Linked DNA regions of Homo sapiens: region 2 is linked to region 1. A link is a loop called in an ENCODE intact Hi-C map of the cell type or tissue named here. Cell type or tissue: mammary epithelial cell. All regions are shown on one strand.

Region 1 (8,000 bases):
ATATTTCATATCTCCAGATAGTTTTAAAAAAGAGAAAAAGGATATTTTCAACATTTTCTGGACCCCCAGAAATTTCACTGAGGTAGAAGATCCCTGAATTTCAGTTAGAGTTCTCTCTCAGCCTCTGACACACAAATATCTCACCAGTAAGTTAAGAGTAGTTGCTATTTCTCACTTATGGTCCAGTCAGCACTAGGTCATCAGTGTCATGATAGACCAGTGTGCTATCTTGCAGGAGGGAAAAGAAATTGAGATCCCTGCAATCTAATTTATAACATAGGGTTGTAGAGTTGACATACTTCTGAGGTAGGACAGTGGAGGGGTAGTGCTGGCCTTGCCAGCTGAAAGCAAACTGCTTCTGGTGAACCTTACAGAAAGACATGGAGAAAAAGGCATTTGTCAGATCAATAGCTGCTTACTGTGTTAATTTGCTGAAGCAGTGAAACCACAGCTGGTACAACAATTGCAATAGGAGTCACCACTTGGTTAAGCTTACAAGAAGCCACTGTCATTGTCTGAGATCTATCTCTCTTTAGCACAGGCCAGATAGGAGGGTTGAATGGGGATGTGGTGGGAATCACCACTCCTGTATCTTTTAAGTCCTTGATGCTGGTGCTAATCTCCGAATCTCTGCAGTCTCTCTAGAATGCAGCAATGCTTTTGGTTTTCTTAGGCAAAGGCAGCTTCAGTGGCTTTCATTTGGATTTGCCTATCAGAAGAGTCCTCAGGGAACCAACATGGTACTCTGCTAGCTACTAAGTACAGCCACGTATCACATAACATTTCGCTCAATGGTGGATAGCATATATGATGGTGGTCCCATAAGATTATAATACCATACTTTTGCTCTACCTTTTCTTTTTTCTTTCCTTTTTTTTTGAGATGGGGTCTCACTCTGTCGCCCAGGCTGGAGTGCAGTGGCGCAATCTTGGCTCACTGCAAACTCTACCTCCTGGGTTCAAGTGATTCCCCTGCTTCAGTCTTCTGAGTAGCTGGGACTACGGGCACCCACCACCCACCACGCCCAGATAATTTTTGTATTTTTAGTAGAGATAGGATTTCACCATATTGGCCAGACTGGTCTCGAACTCCTGATCTCAGGTGATCCACCTGCCTCGGCCTCTCAAAGTGCTGGGATTACAGGCACGAGCCACCGCGCCCGGCCTGCTGTACCTTTTCTATGTTTAGATACACAAATACCATTGTGCTACAGTTGCCTACAGTATTTAGTACAGTAACCTGCTATATAGGTTTATAGCCTAGGAGCAATAGGCTATCCTATATAGCCTAGTATGGAGGAGGCTATACCATCTAGATTTGTGTAAGTATGCTCTATGATGCTTGTACAAAGACTAAATTACCTAATGATGCACTTCTCAGACTGTATCCCCACCGTTCGGTGAGTGACACATGACAGTATGTTCCAATTATGCATTCTGGAACTTAGGAAATAACCGCATAGACTGAGCCTGGGGACCCAATGGGCCCACTGTGAGATGGACCTGAGCTAAAACTCCCTTGACCACCTGACCTCCGTAAGCCCCTGGAGGGCCACAGGGATGCTTCTGGTCTTCTGGAATGAATGTCAGTTCAGAGCCAGTGTCCCAGAGTGCCTGAGAGGTCTGATTATTTTCTTTTTCCTAGTACACAATGACCCTGGTAAAAGGTCAAAGGTCTCTCTAGGGAAGGCTGAGAGAAAGATTAACAGTAGAGGTTTTTGATAGCATACAGGATCCTTTCTGGAGGGGACTGTGCTTCCCCTGCATGGACCATGATGTTCTATTTTCATGATTCAAGTAAGATTTTTGTTAACTCGACCTGGAAGTTTTCTGCTTATACAGATTAAGAATTTAATAGGTATGAAAGTTGATCATAAATGTGTGATTCTTGTCACACCCAATTAAATCTGAGTTGAGGGCCAAGGAGGGAAAAACACTCAGGATTTATAACATCGCTTCAGAAATGCAATTTTCTGCAAGTCCAGCAGCCAAAACTGTCTATTGTAACCTGAGACCAGTTTTGTCTATAGCTTGTGGAATATCTTGCCGCCAATGTAGGGCTCATTGTGTCCACTGCTATCGTTCACCAATCAGCTTGCTAGTCCCAAAGCTTTACTAATACAAATAAACTTTCTCTCAAGACCACGAGCAACATTCCTCTATTCTATAAAATCCCCAACCTGCTCTTTGTTCTTTGGACATACTGAAAAACACCTGGTCTGTGTGTATGACCCAAATTGCAATTCTTATATCCCAAATAAAATGTTATATTTAGAGATTTGTCTCTACCTTTTAATGTTGACTTCAGTACAAGCTTCCTATCTATTTCACTTCTAGGAACGCCATAATCAACTATCCAACATCACATATTCACACAAGTCAGACTATTCTGATTGTTACTTTGTCTCTTCTGTCCATTATGGTAGTCACACCCACCTTGTCTTAGGTGGTTGAGTTCCCCTCTTGGCTCCTCCCACCCTGAGATCAGTTGCTGTCATTGCATTTAATTTTCCAATTGAGTGACTGTGGTTCCCACTGTAAGGTCTGCCCAGAGAGAAAAGCAATGAAACAGCTCTTGAAGGATGCTGGGGCTCCCCTCACAAACCCATTTCTTACAATATTGGTGAAAGGTGTGTCTGGACTAGTGTGGGTAAGTATGTCTAAAATGGCAAATCTACTCTAATTCCAATCTCTTCAATTCCCTTCCTCTACATTAAAACAAGGGATATCTGGCACCTCCAACTTGCTCATTGTAGGCCGCCTTTTAATCTGTTTCCCCTAACCAACTAAACTATTAGGTCTTTTTTACACGCCCAGGGCTGCAGCATTCAGTGCAGAATCTCTGCTTAGTGGGCCCACATCAATACATTTGGCCTGATCCGACTTTATGGTCTTTCCACCATTATCCTGCATGTTTAATGGATCCTTAAGATCCATTTCCACACATTTACTGGATTTCTGCCTGTATGAATTAGAAAACTCAAGTAGTTCTTTTGGATTGTGGCACACCTCCTCCTGGGTCCTGCTATGTCCTCACCTTTGGGGGCCTGCTGGGCCTTGAGTCTAGTTATAGGTCTAGTAAAGACAGGTGGGTCCTAAGGAAACTCAGCATTGTCTTGCATGACAACTGCCTCAGGGGAGGTCTTTATCATTTCCTCCAGCAATGCAGGGTTAATCTCCTCAGGCCAAGGCCAACACCACGAAGGGTGTGAAGGCTGCTTCCCCTGGGGATGGGGAGGCTAGTTTTGCTGTGGATGGGAAGACAACTCCCGTGGGCAAAGAGAATTCATCAGAATTTAGGAGCTCAATGTCTCCCAGTTTCATCAGGATATTCCCATACACCCCCATCCCAATTTACAGGTTGTCATCCTCTCCCAATCAATACCCTCACTTTAATAGTAGACATCCTGGGAGGCTGGGAGTTCAGCTTTTGCTGTAATTCAGCCAGTCACATGGTGAGGACTTGTGTTTGATTTTCAGCAGTTTCAACCCTGTGGCTACAGAGGGTCATCCCTCATGGTGGCCCTGACAGGGCGTGGGGGAGAGAGGCTAGGGCATCTGTGGTCTTCTTTTGGGAGATATGGGGCTCACCCTCTGCACTTTGCCTAAGCTGCATCCCACACTTTCTGGGCAACCTCCTATGTCTCAACTCCTGGCCCTGCTGTGCCCCCAGAAGGCTCCTCTTGACAGGCCACCCTCTTAGGCAGGGTCCTTTTGGGATGACTCACACCTGATACCTTGAGGACCAGCATCACTTGCAACCTTGTCTGTCCACACGGTGCACCTGAAGCGTCTCCACTGCCAGCCCTCTTCCCAGCTTTTCCAGCAACGGATGTCCATAGCCTGCCCTCCTACCCAGGAGTGGTGTCCATCTCTGTCTCAGGGATGCTACTGGTCTGTTTGCTCACAGCAGGGATGGGCCTGCGAGTGCCGGCGCTGAGCAGGCAGCCTGCAGCCCTGAGCCGGCTCCCACTTCAGGGCCATAGAGGGCGGGGAAGGGGGCAGGGCCTGGCAGAGGCTGGAGATGCTTGGATGGGGGCCAACAGCAGGGGGATGGGGGAAGGCAGCGCCTAGCAGCTATCCTTGAAATGAGTGTTTTCGCAGCCAAAGCTCAGGTGTAGGCCCACTCCCCCATGCCACGGCCTTTTGAACATGTGGAACCAGGACTCGGAACGTCCTGTTTTAAAGTGGGAGGTGGGCTGTCACTGGCAGGCGAGAGCTGCCGCCGCGCCTCTGCGAGGCTCCCCATTCCTGCGACCCTATCACATGTGGAAGGTGGGTGGGAGGGTGGTGGCGCGGTTGATCTGATCTCTGTCCCAAATAAGGCTCTTGAGGAGGACGCAGGGCACTTCCAGGGCGAGGGTGCCGCTGGGCTCTGACAAGCCCTTTGGGGACTCGTGGAGTCGTGGGAATGCCAGCTGACTCAGCGAGGGCGGCCTTGGCCACAGCAAGGTACCCTTCCCTACTTTCTGTCTTTCGTGGTGAGGCGATTTTAAAAACGCAGTCTGAGCAGCCCTTGCCATTGTCCTGCTGTGTACCCAGCACTTAGTGTGTCAGCTGGTCCGTGTGGACGGCCCAGTCCCTCCAGTGGCATCCCTACCGGTGACCCCTCCTGCCTGCACCATCGTTCCAAGTCTCAGGGCCGGCGCACAGGCGGGGCGCGGGGCTCTTGGCGCCCCTGCGCTCGGAACGGCTGCTTCCGGGCTGGGTGGCTGCTGTCGCCCAACACGCGGCCTCCGCAGAACAGTGGGCTGAGGTCGGTCCAGGACGGCGGTCCCAGCCCTAGGACCGGCGTACAGTAGAGGGCCCGGCAAAGGCCTCGGCCCAGCGGGGAAGTCGCGCCCTCCTGCGGCGCTGACGGGGACAGCAGGGCTCTCGGGCCGTCCTCTGGCTGTGCCCCGCCCCGGGGGACGCTGGGCGGACTGCGGGGCGTGCCCGGGGGCGCTGCAGTGTGTGCGGACTCGCAGTGGGTGCTCACTGTCGGCCAGAGCCAAGGCGTTCGGCCGCCTCGGCCTGAGGAATGAAGGCGCCTTGTGTCGCTTTAGCAGGCAGCAGTGACCCGTGGCGCGTCCCCGGGGACCCGACTGCGGGGCCAGTGGTGCGAAGCCAGTCCTGTGCCCGGGCCTGGTCCTCCCAGCCTCTAGGAAAGCGGATCTCGCTCTCGGTGAGATGAAACGGCCCAGGAGAGAGGCCCCGTCCCTGGCAGGCGGGTGTCCGCGGCAGCGCGAGCCATTCGCGCGGTCAGCCGGGGCGTCTTCCGGATGCGAGGCCCGCGGAGCTCGTGGGAGGTGCTGGCGCCCTGTGTGGCCCGCCCTGCGCTCCCGGCTGCGGGTTCCGAGACTGAGCCGCCGGGAGCCTCCGGAGAGACAGCTCCGCGCGCCCCCTGCTGGCAGGAGGGAGTCGCTCTATGCTGGGCCGGAGAGCAGGGTCCTCCACGCGGCAGGGGGACTGCGCTAAGAAGTCAGGCCCCGCCCCGTGGCTGGGTTTCAGGGCCACAGGCAGCAAGAGACCCACTTCTATCCACCCTGCCCGGCTTATGTAGCACGAAGAGGGCTCTGAAGAAGCAGCCTCTTACTGACATTCTACACACCCTTATGAAAAGCCCCCAAAGAGGCCCCGCGCGGTGGCTCAAGCCCGTAATCCAAGCACTTTGGGAGGCTGAGGCAGGCAGATCACCTGAGGTCAGGAGTTCGAGACCAGCCTGGCCAACATGGTGAAACCCCGTCTCTACTAAAAATACGAAAATTTGCTGGGTGTGGTGGCGTGCGCCTGTAATCCCAGCTACTCCGGAGGCTGAGACAGGAGAATCGCGTGAACTCGGGAGGCGGAGGTTGCAGTGAGCCGAGATCGAGCCACTGCACTCCAGCCTGGGCGACAAGAGCAAAACTCTGTCTGGAAAAAGGAAAAAGAAAGAAAAAGCCCCCAGAGTCGGGTCTAGCCAGGGTCCCCAGCAGACAGTTAATCAATGAAAATGGGCCAAGTGCAGTGGCTCACGCCTGTAATCCCAGCACTTTGGGAGGCCGAGACGGGAGGGTCACGAGGTCAGGAAATCGAGACCATCCTGGCTAACATGGTGAAACCCCGTTTCTACTAAAAAATACAAAAAAATTAGCCGGGCGTGGTGGCGGGCGCCTGTAGTCCCAGCTACTCGGAAGGCTGAGGCAGGAGAATGGCGTGAACCCGGGAGGCGGAGCTTACAGTGAGCCAAGATAGTGCCATTGCACTCCAGCCTGGGTGACAGAGCGAGACTCCGTCTCAAAAAAAAAAAAAAAAAAAAAAAAAGAAAGAAAAAAAGAAAAGAAAGAAAGAAAACGCATGGCTCTCAGGGCCCTGGAGGCTGGAAGGGTCTATTTCCCATGCATGACTCCCTTGTAAGAGGATACAGGGCCCTGCAGAGCTCAGGAATGCAGAGTGGGAGGGGGACAGAGGCAAGCACACCTGCAGAGGTGACAGAGGAGAAGGCTGTGGAAGGCCGAGGGCTTTGAGTGGTCTGGCAGCCACAGTCAGCAGGAAGTGGCCTGGGGCTTTGCACCCTGCAGCCTGGCTCTCCCCACGCTCTGGGGTGGGACTGCAATGGTGTTGAGTCACTGCATACAGCCTCTGTCATATATTCTTCTGGTGCTTTTGTTAAGTGTGAGAACCACTGGCCTACACAATGGAGAGATGGGCCTGGGCCCTGGAGGGAAGGACTTGGAAGAAAGGGTAGACCAATTCAGAGACTGAGGGAATGGGAGCCAGCGGAGGTTCCAGCAGGACATGCTGCAGGAATCGATGGGCCATCTCTATGGGGAACTGCTCTTCTAGCAGTCCTCCTTCCTTTCATCTGGATGTGGGGCTTACACTGTTCCCACCCATGCCCATGAGCTGTCACACTTCTGGAGAGCAGGGACAGGTGGGACCGGCTGGCTGCATAGGATGGGGCCTGGGTTATCACAAATGGTCCCAGTATGTGAGGCTTTGCACAAATTTTGTAGCTGGTTCTGTGGACTCATCTTGTTCAGCTCATGTTTGTTGTGGGGTTATCAGCAGGTCCCAGTTTGCCTGGGATTTCCCAATTTTAGCCCTGTAAGTCCTTCATCTGGATAAACTTCTCAGTCCTGGGCAGCTGATTTGGTGACCCTAGCCCCCTGCTCAGAGAAGGAAGGAGGGCATGCTGTCATAGACACTTGGCCCCATGGCACACTTGCTCTGTCCCTTGGCCTGTAGGTTACTCCTGGGTGGCTCTGACCACACTGTCTTTCCCGAATCTCTCCTGCTGTCAGGAAACCCTGCCATTCACCTCCTGGTCAGTTTATAGCACCCAGAGGCCTCTTGGAGCTGTTGTCCTCACACTGAATCAATGACCCAACAGGAAGTGTAACCAGCCACAGTCAGATGAGCCAGCAGTCAGGCTGTTCTGAGATGGCCCCTGGCTGCTAAGCAGGCAAGGACAGGGAGTTGCTGGGTTGAGGATAGCCTGACCGTGGGGCTCCCAGTGCAGTGGGAGGCAGAGCTGCCAGACCACACAAGCCAGTGGTTCTCTTCCACACTGTGGGGTTTGAGCCCTCCTAAAATGAAAATGCCCTAGCAAGAAAAACTTAGAATATGTATTTTCAAAATTTCACTTATAATAGCAATGAAATACATAAGGTTTCTATGAATAAAAAGTAAAATGGATGCAGTCCTTCATAGAGAAAATGGCAAAACTGAAAAGAAAGCCATTAAAGAAAGTTTATATAAATGGAGCAATATATGTGAAAAAATGTCAATTATCTTCAAATTCATGCACTTTCCTGCAATTCTACTAAAATCTGAGCAGCTTTTAGGGGGAGACTTGTCAAACTGATTCTATAATTTATATGGAAGAGTGATGAGCTATGACCATTATAAAAATAAAGAACAAGATGGTAAGCATTGCCCAACAGATATTCAAGATGTCATAATTAAGGCAGAATGTACTGGCACAGGGAAAAAACTGACCAAGGAACCAAATCCCAGTAGCAGCCCCTCCCACATAGTGAG
Region 2 (8,000 bases), 350 kb before region 1:
CACCACTCTCCATGCCTCCCATCTGTGCTGACTCAGTGAATGCACATCACAGTCCTTCAGGGTGCTCCTACTGTACCTGTCGTAAACAAAAGGGGAAACGCAGCGGCGAGCCGCCCCCCAGAGCATGCAGCTGGTAAATGCCCGGTGATGGCTCAGGCCAGGCATCACTGCCACCATGCCTCATTACCCCCACCTCCACCAGCTTAGGTTAGTGGTTGAAGGGAGAAAGTTCTGCAAGAAGAGTAAAAGTGGGGGATTATGCAAAGACTAATAAAAGGTCCGGGGAACACAGAAATGCCAAGACTCCATGTTTACATTCCCTGGAGGGGCAGAGGAAGCCCTTCCCACCTGCAAAGCTCAGGCGTGGCAGGGCCTTCCTTGGCCATGAGAACAAGAAGTGAGTGGTCTCACCTTTGAGGGCAATGGAGACACGAACTGTCACCCAGTTTTACAAATAACAGAAGAGAAGCTCAGGAAAAGAGGAACAGAGGGTCAAATCTGCAGAGGACTCAGTGTGCCCAGCACCGTGCTCGGCCTTCCTGCACACTCAGGTCACTTAGTCCTCTACCAGCCCTGTGGGCTTGGTATCACCCCCTTCCCTCCAGCCATTCACAGACATGAAAAGGCTCAGAAGGGCAAGCCCCGACCCTGGGACCCCACGTGGTGTGGTGTTATCTGGACCCCTTGCTCTGGTGAGGCCTGGGCAGTGGGAGCACTGTCCCCCTCCCCAAGTATGGTCTCGCTGACTGCTGTGCCCCCTCACCTGGCACAGCACCCAGCGGCAGCTCATCCTGGTCAGCTTTACTGTACGGCAAACAATGCTCCCCCTGCCTTCCGTGACATGGAGCCCCTGAGGGGCAGCTGTGAAGGCTCTGCCCCATGAGTCTTATCTGGGACCACAGAGGAGGGACAGCTCCTGCAGTGGTGAAAAGGATGAGAAGGCTGGAGAAGCCCCCTCTGCTTCCTACAGCACCTGCTCAAACATGACACACTCACACCCCCTTCCCCCAGGCATGGCACACCACCCGCTAGGCTTGGACTCTGTTCCTCCGGTGGGCAAGATGGCATGGGCAGGCTCTCAGCACCAGGCAGGAACTTATAGGCCGCTCACAGGGAAGGGGGAGCAGGACAACCAGGGGCAATAACGCAGTCATCCTCAGCATGACTGTAATGTAATAAAGGACAAATGGATGGAGGAACTATATTCCTTGCTGGAAAGGGTGAATATCTTCTCTAGGCCCATCCACAACAGTTGGTAAGTGGGGAAAGAAACGATTTAACAGCAACGAAAATATCAGTGACCAAATGACATTTGTGTTGTGTGAACTAACAATTTGCTTGTAATTTGCAACCACTGGCTTTATTAATCAGTAAAAACTGTACAAAGTAAATACAAACCCAACTTCCACCGAGAATTGGCGATACTTGATGATCATGATCTGTCATTAACTACGGCCTGTTATCAGCAGCTGAGGCGAGGGCCATTTCTTCCTGGGTTCAGACGATACTTCCCAGACCTCAAGCACTGAGCCCAGGCCACATGATTAGCCCTCACCACTGGAAGGGGAGCGCCACTCCAGAGCTGAGGATGGGTGTGTCTTCACTGTCTTTTCTTCCAGCAGGTTGTATAAGTTCCCACAGCAGATTCCAAGGCAAAGAGATAAAAGCAGTTTTGGTCCCTGAATGACAGCCTGGAGCAGAAGCCTCTCATCCCTTATGAACCCACAATGGACTGCGACTTGAACAAGAAATAGAGCTTTTCGGTCGAGCGTGGTGGCTCACTCCTGTAATCCCAATACTTTGGGAGGCCAAGGCGGGCGGATCATGAGGTCGGGAGATTGAGACCAGCCTGGCTAACATGGTGAAACCCCATCTCTACTAAAAATACAAAAAATTAGCCAGGTGTGGTGGCGGGCACCTGTAATCCCAGCTACTTGGGAGGCTGAGGCAGAAGAATGGCGTGAACCCAGGAGGCAGAGCTTGCAATGAGCCGAGATGACGCCACTGCACTCCAGCATGGGCAACAGAGTGAGACTCCGTCTCTAAATAAATAAATAAATAAATAAATAAATAAATAAAACAAAAAAGTCATATATCCAAAGATGCTGGAGAAGTTATTGGACACACACTGCCAGAGGGATCTGGTTGGGAAAAATAGTGTCCGTTTTCTCACAGCCATCCCAAGAGTGTGACTGCACGGGCCACTGCTGTTTGTGGAAATCAAATTCTCATATGCACACGGCACAGGGAACAACAAGGCGTTTTAACATCAGATGTGGAGACCTACTACCTGCACGCTCCTGAGTAAATTATTTAACTTCTGAGCCTCGGTCCCTCCAGTGGAACTTGGATAATACCTCCCTTACAGAGTCACTAAGAATTCAGTGAGTTGTCTCTAATGTGACAATATACTAGCATTTGGTAGGTCCTCAATAAATGGCATTCTTATGATCCAGGACAGCAGAAAAAGCTGAGAGTATGTTACTACAAAGTAATTTTTTAAAGACAACAGAAGTCACAATGAAACATGCTTTAAGGTTAATGCTTTAATGTATTGACATTTTCACTTACAAATGTACAATTTGCGTATGTAGGAAAAAATCAGTTCTCTAGACACAACAGAATACTACTAGAGACGGGAAAGCAATCACAAAAAGATCAACTCTGGGGAGAAAGTGGAACTGCATTCCATGCCTTGTATCTACATACACTAGGGAAGGAAAAAGAAATATTACACAGGATCAAAACTTGTGGAAAATACACTTGGGTCATTTTGTCTCAACTGCAGGACCTTCTTATGATCCAGATGGCTACCTTAAGTCCTGGATAGCCTAAAATGGGCAAAGTCTGGCCTTGTTCACAAATGATGATCCAAAACATTAACCACAGTTCTCCTTCTCTTTAGTATCCAAGACCCTGAAGTTGACTCAAGGAATGAAAAGAACAATCAGATCAGCATGTATATAATATCATTGGCCAACTTCTTCAAGGTATGGATTATTTAAAAGTACACATGGAAGTAAAATGCTTACTCAAACCTGAATAAGAAGTTTCTTGTAACTCAAGCACTTCTTGACTCACACTAAGTGTAGCACTGTAAACAAAAGACATCGTTGAGAAACTGAGGCTATCAAAACATTGGCATCTATGGGAGTTGTGGCCAAGGAAATAAAATACCTGAGCAACCTTATACCCAGTATGCATTTCATACCAGGATCAAGTCACTAATGACAGCCAAGTTCCAGGCTTATCTATGGCTGCCTAATGAGACTGGCCCCACTAGGATGGGGACTGGGGAGGGGACACACATGAGTGCCCAAGCTTCAGTCTACACCTCCCCCCTTCAGCCAGAAGCAGCCAGGGGAGCACAGGGACATCTGCTTCAAGAGCATTTTGGCAGCAAAAATCAATACTCTGTGGTTCCTGGAATTCCCACCCAGTAATTCCAAGTTCAAAATTACCACCAGTGCAACATGAAAAACTGTTAATAGTTTTTAAGTAAAGTGTACATACAGCTTTAATAACGATTATAATCTGAAGAAAGCCATTCTTCTTATACAGGATGGAAAATCCTCAAAGCAACATTTTAAACCATGGACACTAGAGTTGTCATACATCTATTCAGAGATGAGAGATAAACAGACATCCTTCCATGTGGAAACAGACACTCCCATGTCAACAAGTCCCCTAGGATCAGAGAGAAAAGCAGACCCGTGGTCATCACTAGGTGTCTCTGGTGTCTCGCTAAAGATGGAGTCCTATGTAGGTTGGCCTAAGTTGGCCTCAGAGGGAGGTGGCTGAGCAGCAAAGCAAGACAGCATGTGTGTAACCAGCCAGGCAAAATAACAAGTCTGTGCTACCTGGAGTGTATTTTCAGGAAAACAGGACCATATGGAGTGTGGGGCAGGGACATTCGCTGTGCTAAACTGCCACTGTAAAAGCACACTGTTGAAAGCATGCAGGACAGAAAACTGCAATAATTCAGAGCTTGAAAACAAGAAATAACAGAAATATGAATATTTCAAATACACACTTCATATACTGAAAATAAGAGCATTTGAAGAAAGGCTGGAATGGGTTTTCCAAAGACTCACACATTTTGGGGTTCCAAATTCAATGTTCTAAGCTTCTCTATCACAAAGAGATCAAGAACAAAAGCAAAGCTGGGGGTCCTGGCCAGGCTGAGTGGTACCTTGAGCCGGTCCCTGTGTCCTGAGGGTCCCTGGGCCCCATATCCCATCCATAACCCAAGTCTGCTCAGCTACAGTCTGCCCTGGTGCTCAGTGAACAGCCACAGAGTCCCACTTCTGCACAGGATGGGCCTTCAGAGTGATGAGAGAGCATCTCCCGCACAGTGCAAACCCCCAAAGGCCAGAAATGGGAACGCTCTAACTAAGGCTCTCCTTCCACTCCCTCACTGTTCCTTTAATATTACTCTCTCAGCAAGTAGAAAAATAGGCTATAAGGAGGCTTAGGCAGACACACACTCAAACAGCCTCTTGGAATAAAGCAAATCTGCCTCCACATACTTGTTTGTATATTGTTCTGGCTTCTCCAGGATTTTTTTTTTTTTTTTGAGACAGAGTCTCACTCTGTCACCCAGGCTGAAGTGCAGTGGCACTATCTTGGCTCACTGCAAGCTCCGCCTCCTGGGTTCACACTATTCTCCTGCCTCAGCCTCCCGAGTAGCTGGGACCACAGGCGCCTGCCACCACGCCCAGCTAATTTTTTGTATTTTTAGTAGAGATGGGGTTTCACCGTGTTAGCCAGGATGGTCTCGATCTCCTGACCTCGTGATCCGCCCGCCTCGGTCTCTCAAAGTGCTGGGATTACAGGCGTGAGCCACCGCGCCCAGCCAGCTTCTCCAAGTTTTAAAGGATTAAAGCCCTCAAACTCTCAGGCTTAAATCAATTCCTAATGTGGGATATGTTCTCCAAGTATGCCTACCAAAGCCATACAAGAATAAAGTGAGCAGCAGCAGCAGCTAGGGTCAGGCAGATTTCTGAAGCATGATTGTTCAAAGGCGGGCTGTGCCCCATCATCCTGAGCCATCGGCCTTGCCAGGGGCCTGTGGAGCCCCAGAGGGCAGGACGGGGGCTCTCACACCATAGCCTCGGGAAGTACCTGGGAGCTTACCAACCCACAACTCCTAAAGTAACATGCAACCAGTTCTGGTCTGTGGTTTGAAAAAGTTAAACGCAAAGAAGCTGTAGCTTTTCTTGCCACAATCACTCAATAGGCATACAACACTATATTACTGGCATAACATGAAAATAAATTAACCCTTAAGCACTACACCTAACTCTAAAAAGAAAATGCCTTTCAAAACAGGTATGCTCAAATAAGGTATTCTGAGAGTTGCACAAGAACAGTCTTGGAATGAGCCAGTGCCCCCGGAGAGTCAACATTTGAACAAAATAGCACAGTTCAAACCCTTCTCTGTGGTACTTATGTGGATTAGTACAATTATGACATCACTACTTTCAAAGGAATGATTAAAACTATTATTAAAAACTTTTGTCACAAACAGAAATGCCCTGCAAATCATATTATTGCACACAGGGTTATCAGAAGCTATGCACATCAAGACCTTGAGGCCCCTAGAAGACCCAAAATAGAGACCCTAAGGCCATGCCCGTGGCTGCTCCTGCCAGCATGCCCAGTGCCAGGTCGCTGTCGTTGTCTCGATAGCGCTCTCGAATGATGACTTGGTTAGCAGGCTGCTGTCCATAAAGTCCTAAAAGAGAAGGAAAATAGCAGATTTCTGAGCAGCGGTTTGTGAAGTTTAACATCACGCAAAGTACCAGTTCTCCTTTCACAAAAGGGATCTGCTGTCTCCTGTCACACTGGCGACCCAGCCCTCCTCCACAACAGGCACATCATGTGGCCGACATCCCTGAAACCGCACACTGGGAGGAAACCAAGATCCTCAGCTCACTAAGGGCCAAAGTCCCTAATCTGCAAAAAGCAGAACCCTAATGAAGCTTTCAGATTCTAGCCTCTGATTTCTACTTCAGCCCTCGACACCATGCTTATTGGGTGGCAGACAAATGGGGAACATGGGAGACACACAGTGCCCAACAAAAGCCCAAAAAGGAAATGCTCACTTAAAGCAAATGAGCTTCTTAGTATGCACGCAAACCAATTTTTAAATTAAGCCTTAAATCTGCACATATAACTTTTTTTTTTTTTTGAGAAGGAGTCTTGCTCTGTCCCCAGGCTGGAGTGCAGTGGCATGATCTCAGCTCACTGCAACTTCCACCGCCCAGGTTCAAGCTATTCTCCCACCTCAGTTTCCTGAGTAACTGGGACTATAGGCGCCCACCACCACGCCTGGCTAATTTTTTGTATTTTTAGTAGAGACGGGGTTTCACCGTGTTAGCCAGGATGGTCTCGATCTCCTGACCTCGTAATCCACCCGCGTCGGCCTCCCAAAGTGCTGAGATTACAGGCATGAGCCACCACGCCCGGCCCGGCCTACTCTTTTTTACTGCATGTCTTTATAGAGAAAAAATAAATATTTATGTTAGAGGTGAAAACTTCAAAAAAACAAACCACAGACAAATTTAGTATTTAATTTGCAAGATTAAAATTTACAACTGGAAATATACTGTTTGCTCTCTTCCATGCTTCACAGCTATAATGCCTAGTAGCTAAGTAGCTTTCAAACTGCTCAGGTATTAATAGCGTTAACTTTCCTCCTTGATCCTCTATTCCTTTAATGGTTCAAAGGCTGGCTGGCCAGGCTTGATGGCTCACACCTGTAATGCCAGCACTTTGGGAGGCTGAGGCAGGTGGATCACTTGAGGCCGGAAGTTTTAGACCAGCCTGGCCAACACAGTGAAACCCTGTCTCTTAAAAAATTACCAAAAAAAAATTAGCCAGGGGTAGTGGCGCATGCCTGTAATCCCATACTGAGGCATGAAAATTGCTTGAACCTGGGAGGCGGGGGCTGCAGTGAGTTGAGATCCTGTCACTGCAATCCAGTCTGGGCAACAGAGTGCAACTCTGTCTCAAACACACAAAAAAAGAAAAGAAAAAAAACTAGTCACTAGTGATGTGCACATGTGGATGAAGAGCAGAAGTGAAACCCGCAGTGGTAACAAAGGTGAACATTTCCAGCCACTTACAGCACTACATACATTGGAATGCTCTTACTCAACTGAGTGCACTTTTATCCCTATTTTGCAGATGGGCAAACTGAGGCACACAGCAGTTAAGGACAGTAAGGGCACACAAACCCAGGCACTCTGGCTACAGTATGCATTTATACCCACTAATGCCTCAAATACAACAGAGGATGATGAATGACAAAACTCAAAAGGCACAGAGTAGTACAATGAAACCATCGTAAATCTAAGGGCTGATCTGGTACAGGTAACAGTACTGGAAGCAAGTGATTATTTTTGCAATGTTTAAATTTCAAAACTAGGGAATTACGGCATTTACTTTCACAGCCCTGACATTTTAAAATGCTCAGTAATGTTAACTCCAACTAGCCAAATGTAACACAATAGAACTTGTGAGCTGACCTAATGAAAAGGTCCCATGGAAAATCTACATTCTGATGCCCCTGCAAGTCATGCTGAGGTCCCCTGGCTGCAGGACCAGGCCACTCTCTTGTGGCTCCTGCTGAGCTCTGCTCCTGCATTGAGCTCAGTCCTTGCCAGAGTCAGCTGTGGATGCTTCCAGGTCACACTTATTATAATTGCCTAATTTAACTAATATTACATAAATGGTCAAAATGTGAATGAGAAAAAGGCAGACACAGTTTCTATGGCAACTAAGATACTACAGGAAAAACTAAATAAAGGAAGGTTACTTTTACAAATTACCATCAAATCAGGGAATTAAGAAAACTATAAAAGATGGGAGGATGGGAGGACTATAGTCCCCAAATCTAGAAGTCTGCTCTTGGACTTACCCCTGGAAACTGCAGTGCAATGACGTGTCATGAGGATGGTCTCTACAAGACAGAAATAGAAGACTCCAACCAAAGG

What was found. Peaks named below come from ENCODE experiments on the same cell type or tissue, not always from the same donor. Only the 100,000 strongest peaks of a DNase experiment are listed, where the experiment ranks them.
Region 2: it touches region 1 in a loop (16-fold over the local background); 6 of 110 quality-filtered maps call a loop at or near these places.

The regions. Positions count from the first base shown.
Region 1 is chr2:130,794,999-130,802,998 of GRCh38, reverse strand. No RefSeq gene overlaps it. Among named protein-coding and RNA genes, the nearest start is that of ARHGEF4, 38 kb to the left of the region's middle. RefSeq lists silencers at 4,745-4,994, 5,305-5,454. In mammary epithelial cell, CTCF peaks have their summits at 4,838 and 5,400 (motif pointing left); DNase peaks (open chromatin) are centred at 4,868 and 5,238; H3K4me3 peaks cover 1,477 bases; H3K27ac peaks cover 596 bases.
Region 2 is chr2:131,144,374-131,152,373 of GRCh38, reverse strand. PLEKHB2 (pleckstrin homology domain containing B2) reads right to left here. Exons shown (of 8, transcript NM_001100623.2): 8 at 2,529-5,737. The coding sequence ends at 5,601. Among named protein-coding and RNA genes, the nearest start is that of PLEKHB2, 43 kb to the right of the region's middle. In mammary epithelial cell, no CTCF peak of the experiment used is centred here; no DNase peak of the experiment used is centred here.